4 separate regions of the Mus musculus genome follow, and all the other regions are linked to region 2. A link is a loop called in an ENCODE intact Hi-C map of the cell type or tissue named here. Cell type or tissue: heart. All regions are shown on one strand. Region 1 holds the start of Gm33989 (predicted gene, 33989). Region 2 holds the start of Zfp939 (zinc finger protein 939). Region 3 holds the start of Zfp619 (zinc finger protein 619). Region 4 has its middle 8.8 kb from the start of Gm33989.

Region 1 (5,000 bases), 100 kb after region 2:
ATTCTCTGTAGCTTTCTTTTCCTGTAATGCCATTGTCTGGCGTTGAACCAGATAGTGGTCTCAGAATGAGTTGAAGGGTACTTATCTTTCAGTCGTTTGTCGGAGCTTGTAGAGGATTTCTTATGTCTCCCTCAAATATGTGATATAGTCAGTTGTTGAGGGTTTTGATGATAGATTCCATCTTTTCACTGGGTATATTTTCTAATAAGATTTTTGTAATTTTCCTTGATTGAACTATGGTAGAAATCTGTCGATTATATCTAGATTATTCAATATGCTGTTCTATTCTCTTCTAATCAATTCTGTTTCTATAATGGGTGATAATACCTCTTTCCTTTTTGTGGTAGTGAGACACTGGAGAGTCAGCTTAGGATTTCTCACATGCTAGGCTAAGCCCACCTTTCTTTCTTTCTTTCTTTTAAGCTGGGCTTTCTCTGTCTGTCCTGGAACTTGCTCTGTAGATCTGGCTGTCTAGAACGTCAATATCTGCCTGCCTTCCAGAGTTCTGGAATTATAGTTTCATGCCATTTAGTCTAGCTTTGTTTTTTTGGTTCTTTTAAAAACATTTTTGGGTGTATTTATTTCATTTGTGGACCATGCGCATGCATACCTGATGCCAGGGAGGCTGTAGGATCCCCTAATTGGAGTCATGGATGGCTGTGAACAGAGATGTGGCTGCTGGAAAGAGATCCCAGTTCCTCTGAAATAAAAAGGGCTCTTAACCCCAGAGCCGTCTTCAGTCCCCAAGCCTTTTTTAAAACATGTTTTAATTTTGAGACAAGATCTCATTAATTTCTCCAGGATGGCCTTGAACCCAGTCCTGCTCAAGTAGCCCCGTCGTGCCTTGACCTTTCTTTTTAATTTTTAATTATTATCTTGTTACTTTTATGTGTATGTGTGCTTTGCCTGTTTATATCTGTTTACCACACGCATGCAGTGTTCTTGGACACCAGAAAAGGGTGTTTGAGTCCCCTGGGACTGGAGTTAGACAATTGTGAGCCATGTTGTGGATGAAGCCCTGGTCCTCTGGAAGAGCAACCGGTACTCTTAACCCCAGAGCTATGGCTCCAGCCTCCATTTCTTGAACCTTCAATCTTTCCAGTAGAACCCAGGGTATGGAAGAACAGCAACTTCTGAGTGTTGTCTCCGAGCCCCTGGGTTCTCAGTACACAAAACAGCCTGTAACGGTAGCTTCAGGGGATATGTTACTCTACACACACAAACAAAATACAAACATCTTTTTTTAAAACTCAACTTTTGAGTTTGAAACATCATTAGTGCTGTTTTGGGGTTTTTGAGGGCTGTGTTATTGTTGGGTTACCCATTTCACAGACTGCTGATCTAATCACTACTATTTTTTTCTAAACTCCTTTTTTCCCCTCTTGGCTGGTGTCATTTATAGACAGTCCGATGTAACCCAGGCTAGTCTTGAACTGCTGCTGATCCTCCTAGCCCTACCTCTTTAGTGCTTGGATGAAGGCTTCGCCTACAGTACCGGGAGTGGCATGTTCTACTATTGTTGAGCATCCTAGGCCTGCTTTACTGAAATTGTTGATCCTTAGAGGACCTCAGGACCTGTTCTCATGTGTCTTTGGGTGCGCCTGGGCACCCCTCCAGCTGAAGCAAAGATCACTCGTGGGCTATTGTGTAGCGAGTTATGCTAACACTAGAGACCCTGTGACTAGGAGGAAAGGCAAGGAATGCAAGAAGCAAGCGCAAGTCCTTAAATGCACCTTCCCTGTCTTTTCGAATTGGGCTTCCTTCCTAAGGGAGCTGCTTCTAGCATTCAGACCTCGCTAGCCAATCAGAGTATTAAGCGGGCTGTCCAATCAGGATATCTGGCAGGCGGCGGGGAGGCGGGTCTTCTCTGGTTGCAGTGTTGTGTGTAGGTTCTCCGTGGCGGACACGGGTACGAGTGGGCCCCGCTTTCGGCGCTGGTACCAGGAGCTCTGAGAGGAACGTGGGCGAGCTCGGAAGCTGCGCCATGGTGAGCGAGGGGCCTCTGCCCCCAGAGCGGGAGGGGCGGCGACTGAGCCCCGGGAGCCGGTGTGCCGGGCGCTCTTCGGGACTGGGGCGGGGCCGACATGCTGCGAAGCAACCTAGGCCCTGGACCGGCGGCCTCTGGGCAGCTCCGCCTCTCGGCCGCTTCTGCGCAGAGCAAGGAGTAGCGAAAGGCTCCGCCCTGCGCTGGGGACGCCCGGGTTGGTGACGTCGCAGCTGTGCGAGCGCTCAGAGCCTATGTTCTTTTTTGTCCCGAGGGCCAGTTGCTAGCTAAGTGAGGGTAGTCTATAGTTTCTTCGAGTTATAGAAGTTCTGACGTTTACGTTTCCTGTCTAGGCTTAGAATGTACTTTAAATTACTTTTGCGAAAGTTGTAAAGTCTACCCAATATTTGGTCTATATCTGCGTGTTTGTTTTACTAGTTTGTTAAGTCACTTACTGTATTTTGGGTTTGCTTCTGACTGTTTAAATTGTTATTTCTTAGTTTTGAAATACTGTACTACTTTGATTATTGCAGTTTTATCGGGAGTCTTAAAGTCAGGCAGTGTTCTGTTAATGCTTCAGTATCGTGTTAACTTTTTTCTTTTTCTTTTTTTGAGACAGGATCTCGGGTTTCCCAAGTTGGCCTCAAACTTTCTCTTAGCTGAGGAGGACCTTGAACTTCTGATCCCGCTACCCAAACCCACCTCCAGAGTGCTGGGATTAAGGGTGTGTGACTATAAGCCCCTTTGTGTGTGTGTGTGTGTGTGTGTGTGTGTGTGTGTGTGTGTGTTTCTGGGGAAGGAACCTAGGGCTTCGTGGTAGTAGTCAAACATTCGATCCGATTCTGAGTATATCTTACAAGATAATGTTTAGATCAACTTTCTGTTATTTTTAGCATAAATTGTGAGGATTTGATGTGTTGAATTTGTAGATCAAAATGACAACTGTCATAATTTTGAGGCTTCTTCCCAAAACCATGGAAATCTCTCCACTTACTAAGGTCTTTGATTGTTTTTATATTAGAAATGTATGATTTTTGTGTACAGATGTTAATTACATTAATATGCAAATATGTCTCACTTTATCCTTGCTATATAAGCTGTGTGGTGGTTTTAATTTTCCATCCAAATGCCAATGTACATACAGTTTGTATATTGATCTTGCAGCTCTACAAGTTCCTAGTTTCCTAAATTCTTGTTGGTTCTTGGGTTTTCTAAAGCCAAAGAGAACTTTACTTTTTTTAGTTATTTAACACTTTCAGTAGTACTTTTCCTTCTCTGGCAGTATAGGGTTGTTTTTTTGTTTTGTTTTGTTTTGTCTACAGTTACTCGTATGGTGTTGTGGTTTTTCTGTTCTGCTTCTCAGTTTGGTGGTTACATTTTAAAAATTGGTACTGATGGGGGTGAAAACAGCTATTTGCGTAATGCTAGGCATGTGTTCTACCGTGGAGCTTTGTCCACAGTCTGAAGTCTGAACTGACTTTCTGTATCTGCAGTGATTCCAGCCTGGTTTCAGATCGGCTTTTTATTTGCAGACCAGGCTGGTTTCAAACTCACATGAGATCTGTCCCAGCATGCCAAATGCTGGGGTTATAGGCATATGTAACCACACTGCCTCATTTTTAATTATTTTAGAAATACACTTGAAGATTTGGATTACTGATGTTTGTTGAGTTTTTTGCATTGAGCATTCTTTAGTTGTTGTTGTTTTCTTTTCTTTTTTTTTCCTCCTGTGTTGTTTTGGTGTTTTGGTAATGTTGCCTCAAAATTTGAACCACAGTTTGTTTGCCATTTTAGAAGATGTTTTACTGAATTAGTGCCATATCTTAATTGTTAAAAATTTGATAGTTGAAATAATTTGCATCTTGTATATCTTTTTTTTGAGTTAGTGATTTCATTTCTTTAGCACATATAGGCCTACTCATATTGGCCGTCTCTCTGTCTTTCAGAGAATTTGTTCATTTCTTCTAAGTTACTAAGTATGTGGTCTGGAGTTGTTCACAGTATGCTTTTATGGTTCTTTTATGTTCGTGCTAATGATGGCCCTGTATAATTCTCTCACCCAAGTCCTGAGCAGGCATAGTCCTGCTTAGTTTCCCAGATCAGCTAGAGCGTGAGAGTAGGCGTGCTCAGGGTGGTATGGCTGTAAGTCGTCCGTCCTCCACACTCTGATCACTCATCTCTTTAAACCCACGGCTGGAGACCTAACAGTTTTGAAAAGCGAAGCTTTAGAGTGATTGGTTGTCTCTTGACTGCCTGTTTACAATTTTATTCTCTAATTGTTATTTTCCCGGGCTTGATTTATTTCTTCTTTCTCTAGCTTCCTATTACGGAATGATTTATTTTGCAGCTGTCTTCCTTTATAGTATAGACATTTATTGTTTTAATCTCTCCCAAATATTTGTGCTTTGTGGCATAAATTTTTGTAAGATGTACTTTTGATTCTGTTGAAATATTTAATCTCTCGAGACCTCTCCTTTACCGAATGTTACTTAAGACTTTGATTTCGTATCCCTGTTTTCCAATGTGTTGCCTTTAGCTTAGGGATTCCCAGTGCCTAATCATAAAGGTGCCAAAATTAAGAGTGACTCTCTGTCTGTCTCTTTTTCTGTCTCTCTCTCCCTCTCTCATTCTCCCTTTTCATCTCCCTTTCCCTCTTCCCCTTCCCCTTTCTCTAGGGTGGAAGTGTCAGGTTGACTACTCCAGGATTTATAATAACTTTTAAAATGACTTAATTATTTATTTTTCCTTTAAGTGCATTGGTGTTTTGCCTATATGCGTTCCTGTGAGGGCGTCAGGTCCCCTGGAGGCGGACTTACATTTATGAGCTGCCACGTGGGCATCAGGGGTTGAACCTGGGTCCTGTGGAAGAACAGCCGGTGCTCCTAACTGCTGAGCCATCTTTCAAGCCTCAGGATTTTAAATAAGTTTTAGTGATACCTCAAAATATATCCTGTTTCTGGGTTGGAAGAACCTTTATTGGCTCAGTCAGGAGGACAGAAGAGTTGAACACTTAGTG
Region 2 (5,000 bases):
CTTCTGTAGAAGTAGGTTCCAACAGATGTGCTGGCAAGTAAATGCAAGCAGGCGAGAAGAGTGAATCTTCCTTCTTCCAATGTCCTTAAATAGGCCTCCAGCAGAAGGTGTGGCCAGATTAAAGGTGTATACTACCATGCCTGGATCTGGGACTTGTTTTGTCCCAGGCTGACCTTGAACTCAGAGATCTCCTTGCCTTAGTCTGCTGGGATTAAAGGTGTTTACTACCTTGCCTGGGCCTAAGCTTTTCATAGCCAATATGCCCCATGCTAAGATTCAGATCAGAAACTTGTGTCTTCCAGCCTCAAGATCTGGATCACAGGGGAACCTTCCAATTCTGGATATATAGTCAAGTTGACTACCAGGAATAGCCATTACACCACCTTGCGGAATGAGTTGTTTGGGAATGCAGGTGACCCAACCCATGAAGAGAGGAGAATGAAAATGGTTTGCATTGACTTCAGCAACCTGGACCAGACTCAGCGAGTCTAATGTTAGGTGGTTCATTGTTAGAGTATTTTGAACACAGTAGTTTGGGGAAAAGCTTCCTTCCAGGAAACAATCATTCCAGATCTAAGTGAACAATACAGCTGAAGGTTTTACTGTATAGAAACTCCTTTACAGAGTACATAGAACCATGGGGATGGGTTCTACAGCTAAATACCCTAGGAATCTCGTGTGGTCTTCTCTCAATAGCATAGAGGCTAGCAGGCCATAAAATACATGTGGCATCCCCACTAAGGGTGGGTTTTATTAATTAGAAGCAATGGAGGGAGAGATGTTATAAATCTTGCAGGATTTAGGTAAGATCTGCCTCTTTAGCAAAAAGTGAGTTTGGTCTGCCTCCACAGACAGCACAAATGTCACCAGGTCATTAACAATATCCACTTCTAGTCTTCTGGGTGAAAAAAACAGCATTTTTATCTCTTCCACTGAGGACAGAACGCCATGTGTTTAACATTCCTGGCTTCCTAATGCTCTGTGGGCACAAGAACTTTTGTGTGCCTAACATGCCCTGACTTTTCTCAAAGACAGACTTTAGGTTATAAGCCAAATAAACCCTTTCCTCCCTGAATTGCTTTTGGTCAGTGTTTAAGCATAGCATCAGAAAAGCAAACAGTATGGCTATCACAGAGCATATATGGAGGTCAGAGGACAACTTTTGAGAGTTGGTTCTCTCCTTATAGTATCTGGGTTCTAGGAATGGAACTCATGTTATCCAATTTGGTGGAAAACTCAATGAGGCACCTTTATGGCTTTACTTTTAAATAATAAACAAAACCGTGTTATTTATGAACAACATGGCCAAATAACACCATTTGTGTTTTCAGATAACGAATTCAGAAGTAATCTTGTCTGTGTGATATAATTTTATTGCTGCCCTCGAGTATGGATTAAAACAGAATCGACATCAGGTAGAGTAACACATTAGCTGTAAATTAACTCTAATCACAGAAATGTTCAGGCTTTATAGAGATTACTACCAGTTCAAGGTCATATCTGTAACGAGTTCCCAGCAAGTCACGATAACATACTGAGCCAAAAAGAAACTGGAGGGATGGTTTAAAGAGTAAGGGTGAATCTCCAAGTGTGAGACCCTGAGTCTGAATCTCTAGCATGTACATAAGAAAGTTGAGGGCTATAGAGAGACTGGGGACCACTGGGGTGGGCTGGCTGCCAGCTTTCCTCCAGGTTAAGCAAGAAGCTTTGTCCCAGGAGAATAAAGTCCACGTGTCACAGAAGAAGATTTTCAACCTTCTTCTCTGGCCACACATGTACACATGTAAGTAAAAGAAAATTTGAGAAAACAAACTTGGCCAATGAGATGATTCAGTGAGTAAAGGCTCCTACATCAAAGCGATCCGTGGGACTCACATGGTAGAACGAAAGAACAACTCTCACAAGTTGTCCTCTGAACACTACACGTGTGCCAAGGCAGGTGAAACCCCACGAAAACAAATAAATAAATAGGACGTAAAAACGACAAAAAAATAAAACAAGAAAAATCTGCTAATTAAATGAAAAGAACAAAACAAAAGCAAAAATCACAGTTACTATTGAGTCCTTCGCCAGAGGCAAATTCCTTTCTACATGGGTGCAGAATAGTTACTTTCACTCCGTGGGATTGGAGTGCTGGCGGCTCAGAGAGCACACTGTGACCTGTCTAGCATTTGTTGGTCACTGGAAAGACACCCCTACAGCTCCTTTCTCCTGTCACTCAGGAGGGCAAGGCCTGAATCCCTGTCCAATCAAAAGCACTGTTATAGGAGGATCCAATCGGATTCCCTGAGAAAGTAGGAGGGCGGGCATTGAACGAAGGTTCTTTTTATCCCCGCCCACTTACCACTACCCACCCACCACCATCGGGGTTGGGATCTGTCAGGCGCTTCTGCTTGGTATCTGCGATTCTCTGCCTCTTTCTGTCGTCAGTGCCCATCGCTGCTGGGGGAAGCTCCGTAATTAGGACCCTGGTGTCCAGGAACCGGAAATGGTGAGCGCATGGCGTCCTGACCTGGGCTCAGTGTTGGCACACCGCACCTTCCCGCCTGGCCCCTCCGGACGGTCCCGTCCAGCCAGGCACTGGTGTCCTGCCAGGGCTGATGGGTTTTCAGGCACCTGGGCCGGGGTGGCCGAGAAAGGCTTTTGAGAGTGGCCTGGCCAAGGCGTGCTGCGGAAAGAGCAGTCGTCGCTGCATCTAGGCCAGTGCGTTCCCGGACTCGCGCTGTGTTTTCTGCTGGGTTCTGAGTACGCCTTTGGGTGTGTGTGTCTGTTTTCATGTCTTTGTGGTTTTTGAACCGGACTCTCCAAATCTAGGTGTACGAGCGCCTGCCAGCACTATGGCTTTGCTGTCGCGAAGCATTTCCTTAAGTCACTTGGGTTCTCTAGGACGTTGGCTGTGTGAATCTTCTACCATTATTGAGAAGGCAGTGGCTTATTACCTCCCTACCTCTTCTCCACTGCTCATCACCTGCGGAGGTGGGTCCAGGGCTAGCTTGTATGCGTCTGCCTTTATGTGTCTGGGGATTGATCTGAATCTGTGTGATATGTCTGTATATATGGCATTGAGGATGGAATACCTGGAGATTTGTGCATATTAGACAAATTCTGTGCCAGGATAGAGACAGGGTCCCAGTGTAGGCCAGTGTGGCCTTGAATTTGCTATCTTCCTATATTGGCTTCTAAAATGTCTGGGATTATACTCATGCACCATCAGGGCTCATACTGGGTCCTTTTTGTGTAGAAGATTTGGAGAGCAGTGGGATGCTTTAAGTGGGGTTTAATGAGCTGTCCTAGTAGGAATATGGAAGACCTTGTTGCTTTGAGTGATTTGAACTGTGCGGACCTGACCAAAGAGGTTTCAGTGGCGAAGAACTTCAGTATGTGGCCTAGAGACTGCTTTTGTAATATTTTGGTGAAGTTTGTGGCTGCTTTTTGCCCTTGTCTGAAGAGTCTGCCTGAGGCTAAGGTGCATTGACAAAGGAATTCTCAGAAACACCCATCATAGACTTTGTTCTCTGGTTAAGTCTCAGGAGCATTTTTGAATAAGTTTAGAAAGGAAAAATATAAAATACATGGTTTGAGTATTAAAGGGGAACCAGGAAGTGAATCGGAGCTGAAACCTGTGTTCAAAGATATTAAATCGAATTAAGGGAGTGGAGCTTGGGGTAAGATCCCACCCAGCCAAATTTAGGTTCAGGTGTGGTAGTACAAGCCTTTAATCCCAGGAGACAGAACCATGCAGATGTCTGAGTTCAAGGTCAATCTACAGAGCAAGTTCCAGGACAGCCAAGCTTAGGCAGTGAGGGAGTTGGAAAACAGAAAGCTAGTGATAATGTAATAGAACAAGGGGGCCATGTTCCAGCCCTAGAAAGCAGCAGAACTAGGCAGTTCCAGCCATATGGCTCTGGCATCATAGTCATGAGGAGGAGACTACTGGGACAATTGATGTTGGTGAGCTGGTGCTAAGAAATTAGCAGTGATTAAGAAGAGACCACCATCACTAAGGTGAAATCTTCTGAGAAGTATTTTCTGAGAGCACAAAGAAGTTGTGTTCCAGAGATAGCCAAGGATGCACTTCATGCTGCAGCTGTACTTGGTAATGTGTAAGAGTCACACAGGTGATACTGGTTTTGAAGGCATGAAGGGGTCATGGAGAGCAGCTGAGGCTTGGCGCTGTGAGAGGCCATGGAAGGTCATTGGTGAAGGTGCAGCCTCAGTTGCAGTTGACAACCCAGGACTGAAGGGGTCACGTAAAGGAGTTGAGGCTTGGCACCATGAAGAGAGTCTATGAGAGGCTGTTGGTGAAGCCTAGTTGCAGCAGAAGACCCCAGTGTATTGGAGATGCCAGTACCATGGGATGATCACCAAGAACAGCAGCAGCAGCAGAGTGGATCAGCCAGAGCCTAGAGTGCTACAGAGTACAGAGCTGGAGGTCTGACCCTTTGGAGGAGCCCATAAGATCACGTGTGGATCCCAGACATTGGAACAAGGAGCTGTGAGGTTGAAGTTGCCTTGAGGACCCCAAGATGTTTGAGATGCCAGAGCCATGGGATACATGCTGAGGAAAGCGGCTAACAGGGAGTGGAACCACCCCAGGAGAAGTTTGTTGCAGTCAACAAAGGTGAAAAAGGAGTGCAGATCTGAAGACTGCTTTGACATCAGCCATGGAGATGCAGAGTTTGAGTTTTCCCAGTTGGTTTCCTGTCTTGCTTTGGAGACTACAGTTAAGTGATGGAAAGAATCTCAGAGGAGACTTGAACTTTGGACTTTTAACATTGTGTAGACGGTTATAGACTATGGGGACATTGGAAGTTGGACTAAATGTATTTTATATTATGTTATGGCTATTTATGGCCCCCATAGATTCATGGGCTTGAACAAAAATTGGGGCTAGGGAGTGGAATGTTATGGTTTGTCTGTGCTCAGCCCAGGGAGTGGCACTATTAGAAGGTGTGGCCCCACTGGAGTAGGTGTAGCCTTGGTTGGAGTAGATATGTCAC
Region 3 (5,000 bases), 70 kb after region 2:
AACCATGCTATGGAAGCATTGTATTACAGAGTGTTTCTGTGTTGTGTGTGTTTCTGTTCTGAGACTGGCCTTGAATCCAGTCTGTAGCCTTGTCAGATGCCTGATTTTCCTGCCTCAGCCTCCCATGTACTGGGATTACAGGACCTAGCTAGACTGGTCTCTAAATTTGGCAGTCTCTTTATCCCCACCTCCCTTTCAAAAGTAAATAACAGTTGCGCTTAAATTTTTTTTTTTAATCAACTTTTGGAAAAGCGAAATGGCTCAGCGAGTAAAGGTGCTTGCTTCTAAACCCTATGAATTGAGTTCGATCCCCAGGACCCATAAGGTGCAAAGGGGCCATCAACTCTAGCTAATTGCCCTTTAACTTCCACTCATGCTCTGTGGGACACATGTTCTTCTGCCACACTTTTCTTTTAACTAAATACATGCAATTAAAATTTTTAAATTAACCTTTTGTATAAAAATTCACGGCGATCCCTATACTAGCCATTGCGTGTAGTGGACAGTGCGAACGCACGACTCTAGACGGCAGGTCCAGCTCTGGAAGGCAGGAGTAAGTTCCTAAAAGGAAAACTCCTTCACGTGTGTACTCGGGGGACAAGCCACGGGCCACAAGGACCCGCTGGGCTGCCTTTGTCTCTTCGCTTCCACTCTCTCCTGTCACTCCGGCCTTGCTAGCCATTCAGAGCAGCCAGACCAGCTGTCCAATAAAGGGCGCTGCCGAGCGGCGAGAGGCGGGTTTTTCGCCGCCATGCTCCGGGTTCCCCTTTAAGGCTGAGCGAGGTGCCACTTGAGCCGCGCTTGCGAGCTCCGCTGCCAGGACCTGTGGGGAGAGTGCAGTCGAGATCGGAAGCCGCGCCATGGTGAGCAAGGGGCTGCTGTCCTCAGACGGGGAGGAGAGGCGGGCTGAGCCCCGGGAGGCCGTCTGGTGGAGCCTCCTTGCGGCTGGAGCGGAAGCGCTGTTCTGGGCCCCGGCTCTGGTCAGCTCCGCCCCTCGGGCCGCGCTTGCGTAGAGCGCAGAGCGCGGTGGCAGGAGGCTCCGCCCCTCTCGCCTTTTCGGGTGACGTCACTTTGTTACGGGCTCTTAGGCAGTGTTGTGAGTCCAGTTCGTCTCAGTTATCTTTAAGAGGTTCTGTACTTCGCATTTCATTATTTAGGTTTAGAATACACTTAGAGTTAATTTTCGTGACAGTTATAAAGTCCTTTATTAATTTCTTACATATAGATGTTAAGGTGGCTCACTAATATTTATTAATGAAGGGAATTCCTTGAGTTTTCTTTGTTTCTTTGTCAAAAACAGCTAACTGTATTCTTTTACCTTTATTTCCTAATTTTCTCTTTATCTTTTTATTGTGAAATAGGACATTTGTTTTGGCTTTTGAAATAGGGTCTCTCTACGAAGTCCTGGCTCCCTCCGGAGCTCTCTTTGTAGACCAGGCTGGCCTTGCATGCACTCACAGATATCCTGCCTCTGCCTCCGGAATGCTTTGATTAAAGATGCTGGGCTGAGAACATTCTCCAGAGTAGATTGCTTTTATTATTGTAGTTTAAACAAAGTTTTACAGTCAGATGATAGTGCGCGCGCGCGCGTGTGTGTGTGTGTGTGTGTGTGTGTGTGTGTGTGACCTATTCTAGTGTGCTGACTGTTTTCTTTAGAGATAGACACTCATGACTCAGTCTATGCTTAAACTCGCTGTGTTACCGAGGGTTAACTTTGAACTTCTGATCTTTCTTTTTTCACTCACCGCAAGAGTGAGTGTAATTCAAAAAGTGAAAGAAACTCGAAGTACGGAACCTCTTAAAGATAACGCAGAGAAACTAGACCTGCAATACCACCCGATTAAAGACTAAAGATATGTGTCAGCCATTTCTGTCTTTATGTAGTGCTTCAAAAGGAACCCAAGGCTTCTTCCTGCTCCTCAGAAGGCTCTATACCAACTGTGCTACTTACCAGTCTCATGTGTTTTCCCTTCCCGCACAATCTTTATTTTTAAGATTTATGTATTTTATATGTTTGAATGTTTTGTATGCATATTACATAATGCCTAGTTCCCTCGGAGGGGAGAAGATGGCGGTAAGTCCCTTGAGCTTGAGTTGATGTTTGTGAACCCCACGGGTGCTGAGAACCCAATGGGGAATCCCTTGCTAGAACAAGATTTCTTAACCACTTAGCTTTCTCTTTAACACTGCAGTTTTCTCATCCTGTGTTCAATTTCACTTTGCGAGGTCAAAAGACCCAGGGGTCTTATATCACACATGCTACATATCAGATATTTACATTATGACTCATACAAGTAACAAAATTACGGTTATGAAGTAGCAACAAAATAATTTTACAGTTGGGGGTCACCACAACACGAAGAACTGTGTCAAAGGGTTGCAGCACTAGGAAGGTTGGGAACCACTGCTTTAGACTTTGCATACAACCGATAGAATTAGATTTGTTATTAAGTAGCTAGAACTTCTTTTTTAGATTGTGTTGAATCTACAAATCTCTAAAAAAAAAATGGCGTATATATGTGTTTGTGTGTGTAGACTGGTGGGCACACTACCAAGCATGTGTGAACATCTGAAGACAACTTTCAGGAATCGGTTCTTACGTTGTATGGACCCCAGGTGTCAAACTCAGGAATTCAGATTTGGCACCAAACACCTTTAACATGCTGAACTATCTCTTGAGGTCTCTTGAGTTCTGTGTTGAGTTTATAGTTTAATTTGAGAAGTAACATAATTTTAAAGCTTTTGGTCCACAATTGGAATCTTTGCGCTCATTTAACTTTTCAATTAATAATTTAAAGTTTGTGTTTATAGATCGTTATTAAAGTCATATGTATTTCTAACTCCTTTTATCTTTGGTGCTATATAAATGATGCTTTTAAATGATATAATCAGATGTTCAGTGCTGATATGCAGGAAAATGATAGGTCATTAATTGAGTAATTTTGCATTTTTTTTTCCTTTTTTCTTTTTTCTAAATTGAGACAGGATCTCAGCCTGTAGCTCTGGAACTTTTTAGATCTGCCTGCCTTTGCCTTTCAAGTGCTTTTTTTTTCCTTGAATTTTTGTTGGGGCTGGGGATTTTCTGTGGTCAAAGACAAAATTATATTTTTCTGCTCAATATCACCTTGTCCCTGTTTTTTTTAAGGTTTTGTATTTTTAAGATTTTATGTTTATGAATATATGCCTGAATGTCTGTCTGTATAGATCCCCTGGAATCAAAGTTAGTATCTGGCTTACATGTGGATTCTGGGAACTTAATTCAGATCTTTTGCAAGAGAGCCAAAGATTCTTAACCCATGAGCCTCTCCAACCCCATGGGGTTTTAGGTATTGTCTTAGTTAGGGTTTTACTGCTGTGAACAGACACCATGACCAAGGCAACTCTTATAAGGACAACATTTAATTGGGGCTGGCTTACAGGTTCAGAGGTTCAGTCCATTATCATCAAGACAGGAGCATGGCAGCATTCAGACCGGCATGGTGCAGGAAAAGCTGAGAGTTCTACATCTTCATCTGAAGGCTGCTAGCTGAATACTGGCTCCCAGGCAGCTGGAACAAGGGTATTAAAGCCCATACCCACAAGGCCACACCTACTCCAACAAGGCCACACCTCCCAACAGTGCCACTCCCTGAGCCAAGCATATACACACCATCACAGGTATCCACCAGAGAAGACTTCTTTGACGTGGGCTTAAGCCAATAGAATGCTTTTATTAGGCAGCTAGTGACTACACTGGGTAGTCAGAATCCCAGTGTACCACTGAGCCTTTCTCAGGGTGTGTTTTTAAGTACAAGAAATCAACATTCTGGATTGACATAGTTCAGTTAACAAGAACAGTTAGCCAGAAGTGGATCTACAGATCTAAACGTTAAGTTAGTACATTTAGAGACTTTCCCACAATTATGGACTTTGATAGGTTAAGGGTTTGTTTTCATTTGGTCTATGGGCTGAGTTTTCTGACCTGATTGATAGAGAATCATGGAGTTAGTTGTGCTAAGATCTTGCAGCCTACTAAAGTCTGGGAGCCTGTTACATTCCCCATTGAGCTTAGAGTGGTGGACTTATCCTGCTTTAAGGAGTTGAAGCTGGCCCCAGATACTAAACTGACACATAATTAGCCATCTAGATGAAGATGCAGGTCCCTGCTGTTAATCCAATCAGAATGAGAATTAAAGGTCCAGACAATACTGATAGCAGAGTAGTAGCCAGGGAAACCAAGAGAAAAGAGACTGGTATCAATTTGTTTTTGTCTTTTTCTCATTTTGATTTTTTTCCCCAATGATGGCAAGATGTTTTCTATTATTCTTAATCAATGAATGCAAAATAACAGGTTTCTTCCGAAGCCATATATAGAAACTTTCCATTATCTCATGAGAAGTCTAAACCTCTTCAATTCTCTAGGACTATTTCTGCAAGGGAATCTAACTGTTGTTTTAATCAAGAAATGGAAACTTTTAATATGTTTAGGACCTGACCAACTTGTCTACTTAGTTTGGAAAGCATCAGAAGAGGCACATGTAGTCGACACCATTAGTACATGCCCACCAAATAGTCTTGGGGGCTCAGTAATGTTGTTATCTAGACAAATTAACCCATAAGACTGAACAACAGGCATCAGAATAAGGGGACATGCCTAGGTTAAAGGTTTTGGATATTAGACAAGTTTCAGTCCCTTGTAAGTCCTCTAACATTAATCTGGGCTGTCCCCAGCCAAAATGAGCTTTGTTGGTCAAGGGACTGACAGTCTAGTTAGTTTCTATCCCTGTCTCGTATGGGCATAGCTAGCATTAGCATAACCAGCAGTTTTGGCAGATTTCAGCCTGGGAATGATGAACTCAATCACAGGATTCCTTCCTGTGGCATAGTCTGATACTCCAGGTTTTCCAAAGGCTAGAATCTTTCTTAATGGATTTCCAGATTTTTAATTTTATGGCCATTGGATTACATTTTCCTATCTTGTATTTCTTGGAAGGTAGCTTCCTATCTATTCATCTCTGTGT
Region 4 (5,000 bases), 94 kb after region 2:
TAAAGCAAAAATCACCTTTTGAAGATGATGATGACAAAGAAATCAACGACGGGCACCTGAAGTGATTTTGAAAGCTATTACTGTAACCCTCCAGTGCCTCTTTTCCTCTGTTACTCAGGTTTAATTAGTTGATTTCTTATTTGGTAGGACAGACAGTGTCTCACTCTGTAGCCCAGACTTTCCTCACATCCACAGTAGTCTTCCCACCTCTATCTCACAAATGCTAGATTGCCAGCGGGCTTTACCACAAGTCCAGCTTAAGTGGCACATTAGAATAGTCAGACAGAGCGAGCAATTGTGTTAGAGGAAGAGAAAGGGAAACACAGCTTTATGCTGCTTTCTATAGTAATACAGTTCTTTTCTGGAACCTCCACTTTAGTGAAGCCAGAATTCTTGACTGCATTGTTAAAAAGATCTTGAGTCAATACAGATCAGAGGTGAGTTTTATTTTATGTTTGTCTATTGGTGTGTGTGCATGTGTGTGCGTGTAAGAGAGAGATGGTTTGTATATGCTTGGCAACAGGGAGTGGCACTATTAGAAGATGTGGCCCTGTTGGAGTAGGTGTGGCCTTGTTGGAGTAGGTGTGTCACTGTGGGTGTGGGCTTAAGACCCTCACCCTAGATGCCTGGAAGCCAGTGTTCTGCTTGCAGACTTCAGATGAGGATGTAGAACTCTCAGCTCCTCTGGCACCATGCCTGCCTGGACACTGCCATGTTCCTGTCTTGATGATAATAGACTGAACCTCTGAACCTGTAAGTCAGCCCCAATTAAATGTTGTTATTGTAAGAGTTGCCTTGGTCGTGGTGTCTGTTCACAGCAATGAAACCCTAACTAATACTCTGTGTGTGTGTGTGTGTGTGTGTGTGTGTGTGTGTGTGTGTGTGTGTGTGTGTGTTTGCATGTGAGTTATGGCATCCAGATGAAGGTTAGAGGCTAAAGTTACCTTCCACTGAACTTGAGGCAGGGTCTCTTGTTGCTGCTCTATGGCTGTGATTATCTAGGGGTTCTCCTGTCTCTGCCTCCTGTCTTGTCCTGGTTCACTGTAGTTACAGACCTGCACAGTCATATTTGACTTTTCTTGTGTTCTGGGGATGGGAACTCAGCTCCTTAGTTACAGGGCAGACACTTTACCCACTCAGCCATCTATTCTGCCCTGAAATTTATGACAAAGAGAATTTAAGCATAGTTATTAGCAAGAAAGGCACTTCAGGAAAGCGTGGGTAAATGTTGCGGCAGCTATGTATACAACTTTCATGACGTCTAAAGTTGCATCTCCAACAGTTCATGAAAGCCTCTTTCTTTCCTTTTAGTAAATGAGCTCATAGGTTGCTTCCTGAGGTGTCATGGATGGGATTACAATATAGTAAGGTAAACTCTTTCCATAGTTCCCGAAGCAGCAGTCTAGCTGTTAGAGACAGCATGGCTTGGTCCTGATTCTGCCATCCCTGCTGAGATCTTCATGCCACCCCATTGTCTATGTGATTCAGCCTGCCTGGCAGGAATGATATTCTAAAGAGACATCTGTATCTTTCTCTCTGGCCAACAGACTCTTGAAACAAATTAGAATGTTTCCAAGAATCTCATCCTAGAAGCAAAGGCCGAGGAAAACCAGAGGAGGACCTTGTATATGGGAGACTTGTCTAAGTCTGTTTTCCCGCCATACTGTCAAGACAAGAGCTGAAGGTAGGGAGGTGGGTGGGCTACACCTCACCTCATGCCTTGGCTGGACTGTTTAGGTAAGCTTATTGCTGGCCTCTACTTAAGTGTCATCCTGCTGTAGGACCCTGAAGATGGACTAAGGGACATAGTCATGTCTCTTCCGAATGTAACCACATTAAATAAATCCTTTTTCTGTCTTTCCCTTACTTATTTATATTGATTGATGGTTATAGGTGCCACAGTGGAGAGAGAAGCTCGCTAAGATGCAAAGCCTTCATTTTCTGAAGGAGCAGAGGGGCTCAAGCCTTCTTGGAAAAGACTGACCCTAACCAGCTTACACCAGTGACTTTTATTCACTCTTACACAAAATTAAGTAGGCTGGGAAAGGTTCCAGCTACCAATGTTATCTTGACCTTGCTGCCTGAGAGAGCAGAGCAGACAATCCACACAGATTTCCGTTCCTTTTGACCATGGCTAACTATAATCAAAAGTAAGACCTCCAAGTTGGCCAGGAATGTGTTAGGACCAAAGTCTGTGCAGCTGCAAGCTCTCATGTAGTAACAAGTGTAGACTCTCCAGGGAGACATTTCTTCAAGGTTCAAGCACCCTGGAAGCAATTTCTCAGCCTCTACCAATGAATCCAGACATAGCAAAGGCTCTGCTGAAGTATTTCACTCAAAGCTGGACACAAAGGCTTTACGACACACTTCACTTGAAGCCACACATAAAGGCTTTACTATACAAAGCACTACATATTTATTTATCTATTTAATTTTGAGGCAAGGTGTCTATCCTGTAGCTCTGGCTGTCCTGGATCTTGCTGGGTACACCAGGCTGGCTCTGAAATCACAGAGATGCATCTGTCTTTGCCTCTGAGTGCTAGGATTAAGGCAAGGCATGTACCACCAGGACTTGGCTGATTGTCACTACTAATTTAACTCTTATTTTATGGGAGGATGAGAGGCAGTGGCTGTTTATTTCATTAGAGTAGCCAGGACACAGGCTCTGGCTAGAACAGTGACAGAAGATGGCCAACATCAAATGCATATCTCATGTCTTAAACTCCACTGACTTCCCTCTATGAGCAACATTTGATGATGATGATGATGATCGATTATGTTATAATCCTATCAAAGGAGTAAGGGAATAGCATTTTACAGAGGGGGAAACCCAGACTCACAGAGATAAGAGATTTTCTACTATAGTTATGTGTAACCGCTCTTTTTAATCCCTCCAACCTAGAGATTCATTAAAATTGAAAATAAAGCCACCCAAGCCAGGCAGGGTGACACAGGCCTGTAATCACTTGGAAGGTTAAGGCAGGTTTACGAGGATTCAACAAGGTGCACAGAAAAGTGGAGTGCACTCCTGTGGGACTCAGACTGGAGTCTCCCCGCCCACTTCTCGAGCCTCCTAGTGGCTGCCTAGAGAGAACTGAAACCCTCCCAGGTCTGGGTTGGAGAGCCTGTGCTAACGCTGGGGCTCCTGAAAGTCCTCCCACTCCGGAATCTGCCTAGCTCTCCTCGGCTCCGCCCTGCTCCCGATTGAGTTGTCGGTAGTGGCGTTTGCAAGCGGGCGGTGAAGGCGCTGTCGAGTGGAGCAACTCACGCGCATTCGGTGAGGAGCAGGGAGGCCGGGTGCTGGCCCTGTGAGATGCCAGGTCCCTGCTGGGGTCCTTGTCTGCAACTGCGCGACTGCGCGTAGTGTAGCCGCGGGACGGATCGGGACAGTGTCTTTGGCGCGGGGAAACAGCGATCTGGACTCTCGCCCGCAGCTCTCTCTGCTGTCCACTCGGACTCCTCCTTTCCTCTCGCGTCTCCTTTCCCCTTGGGTTCCCTGGCGTCTTTTCCTGTCCGTGAGGGTCCCTTCTGAAAGATTTCCAGGCCCAAGTTAAGATGATCTTTCAAAGTCCCCTTCCTTAGAACTGTGCTGTCCCTGTCCGTCCCGTTTTAGCAGTCTCTTGTCTCTGATCCTGGCCAAGTCCGCCACTTTTCTGGCCTGAACCTCAGAAAGTCTGTCGTAGATTCAGTAAAGAGGATTGATTGTGTCTACAGCCCTCTCTGTGGCGGGGCGTGGAGAATTGCTGACCAAGCTCTCTGTCCTTTGTGCAGTTGCAGCCTGTGTCAGGCCCTGGACGAAGATAGAAAGAGGGTGGTGGCCACAGCTCTGTAAACATGTACTTCATACTTCGCAGTGAGTGGTTTTGACTTTAAGACAGTTTGGAGTTAGTGACTTATTTGATAATAGGGAACAAGTGGCTTCTCCTTAGGACATCGGGTTTTCTGCATTTGTGTAGAACGTGCGTGCTCTCCAGTGGGGAATTCTGTTTTCCAAAGTGAGACGCATTTTCCTACTCAAATGTTTACTCTGTGGCTGGCTGGGAAGGGGATGAGAAGGAGAAATGGAGGGGTGGGGGGTGGGGGGGGGCTTTTCCAGACTTTTACAACTACTGGGGCTGGGCATGGTGGCGCACGCCTTTAATCTCAGCACTTGGGAGGCAGACGCAGGCGGATCTCTGAGTTCGAAGCCAGTCTGGTCTATAGAGTGAGTTCCAGGACAGCCAGGACTACACAGAGAAACTCTGTCTCGGGGGAAAAAAAAAAAAAACAAAAAACTACTGGGAAAAAAATCACTTTTCTTTTTTCTTTTTTTTAAAATCAGTTTCCCTCAGGCTCCCCCCCCCCCCCCCGTGCCTCTCACTTTTGAGATTGTTGTCAAGGCCTTGGAGAGTAGATATTTGGTACTCTGCAGTGTTACTTTATAGGTTTTCTAAATGTGAGCAAAACTCAGTGTCCAGACACTGAAATAGTTCAGCATGCTGTACCTTGATGGTGGAGTAATGGAAACGTCTCAGGAGTGTTCTGCAATGCTCTGTCTGACTTTTACTGTTTTTATTCTTTGAGAATTTCATACATTATATTTCGATCATATTCATCCCCCTCACCTGTTCTTCCCAGATCCACATTCCACTTCTATCAGTCCACTCATATATATGTGTGTGTGTGTGTGTGTATGTATACAGTATAATATGTATGCATATATGTTGTACATATATATATATATTATATAATATATTTTATATAGAAGGGCTGTTTTGTTTGTTTTGTTGGTTGGTTGTGTTTTTTTGTTTTATGTTTTTTGTTTTTTGTTTTTTGTTTTTGTTTTTGTTTTTTGGTGGTAGAGGGTGCTCTTACCTCTTTGGCTGCCCTGGAACCTGCTAGGCAGACCAGGGTAACCTTGAACTCAGAGAGCTCCTTCTGCCTCTTCCTGAGGTAGAGTTGGGGTTGAGATTAAAGGTATATAGTAGCACACCCAGCCATGTGACATGTTCTTAAAATAC

What was found. A loop is a pair of places that touch in the nucleus more often than their neighbours do. Peaks named below come from ENCODE experiments on the same cell type or tissue, not always from the same donor. Only the 100,000 strongest peaks of a DNase experiment are listed, where the experiment ranks them.
Region 1: it touches region 2 in a loop (3-fold over the local background); 9 of 42 quality-filtered maps call a loop at or near these places.
Region 3: it touches region 2 in a loop (7-fold over the local background); 8 of 42 quality-filtered maps call a loop at or near these places.
Region 4: it touches region 2 in a loop (5-fold over the local background); 10 of 42 quality-filtered maps call a loop at or near these places.

What each region holds. Positions count from the first base shown.
Region 1 is chr7:39,550,625-39,555,624 of GRCm38, forward strand. Gm33989 (predicted gene, 33989) reads left to right here and starts at 1,874. Exons shown (of 6, transcript NM_001378673.1): 1 at 1,874-1,987; 2 at 2,604-2,708. The coding sequence starts at 1,985. In heart, a CTCF peak has its summit at 2,138; DNase peaks (open chromatin) are centred at 1,867 and 2,117; H3K4me3 peaks cover 1,670 bases; H3K27ac peaks cover 1,602 bases.
Region 2 is chr7:39,447,163-39,452,162 of GRCm38, forward strand. It overlaps Zfp939 (zinc finger protein 939), which reads left to right and starts at 2,356. Exons shown (of 6, transcript NM_001243021.1): 1 at 2,356-2,491. The coding sequence starts at 2,489. It also overlaps the pseudogene Gm5590. In heart, no CTCF peak of the experiment used is centred here; a DNase peak (open chromatin) is centred at 2,289; H3K4me3 peaks cover 1,574 bases; H3K27ac peaks cover 710 bases.
Region 3 is chr7:39,517,002-39,522,001 of GRCm38, forward strand. Zfp619 (zinc finger protein 619) reads left to right here and starts at 765. Exons shown (of 4, transcript NM_001004139.2): 1 at 765-863. The coding sequence starts at 861. In heart, a CTCF peak has its summit at 914; DNase peaks (open chromatin) are centred at 730 and 950; H3K4me3 peaks cover 1,701 bases; H3K27ac peaks cover 1,575 bases.
Region 4 is chr7:39,541,228-39,546,227 of GRCm38, forward strand. It overlaps a transcript of Gm33989 not described here. Among named protein-coding and RNA genes, the nearest start is that of Gm33989, 8.8 kb to the right of the region's middle. In heart, a CTCF peak has its summit at 3,074; DNase peaks (open chromatin) are centred at 3,184 and 3,744; H3K4me3 peaks cover 1,473 bases; H3K27ac peaks cover 1,319 bases.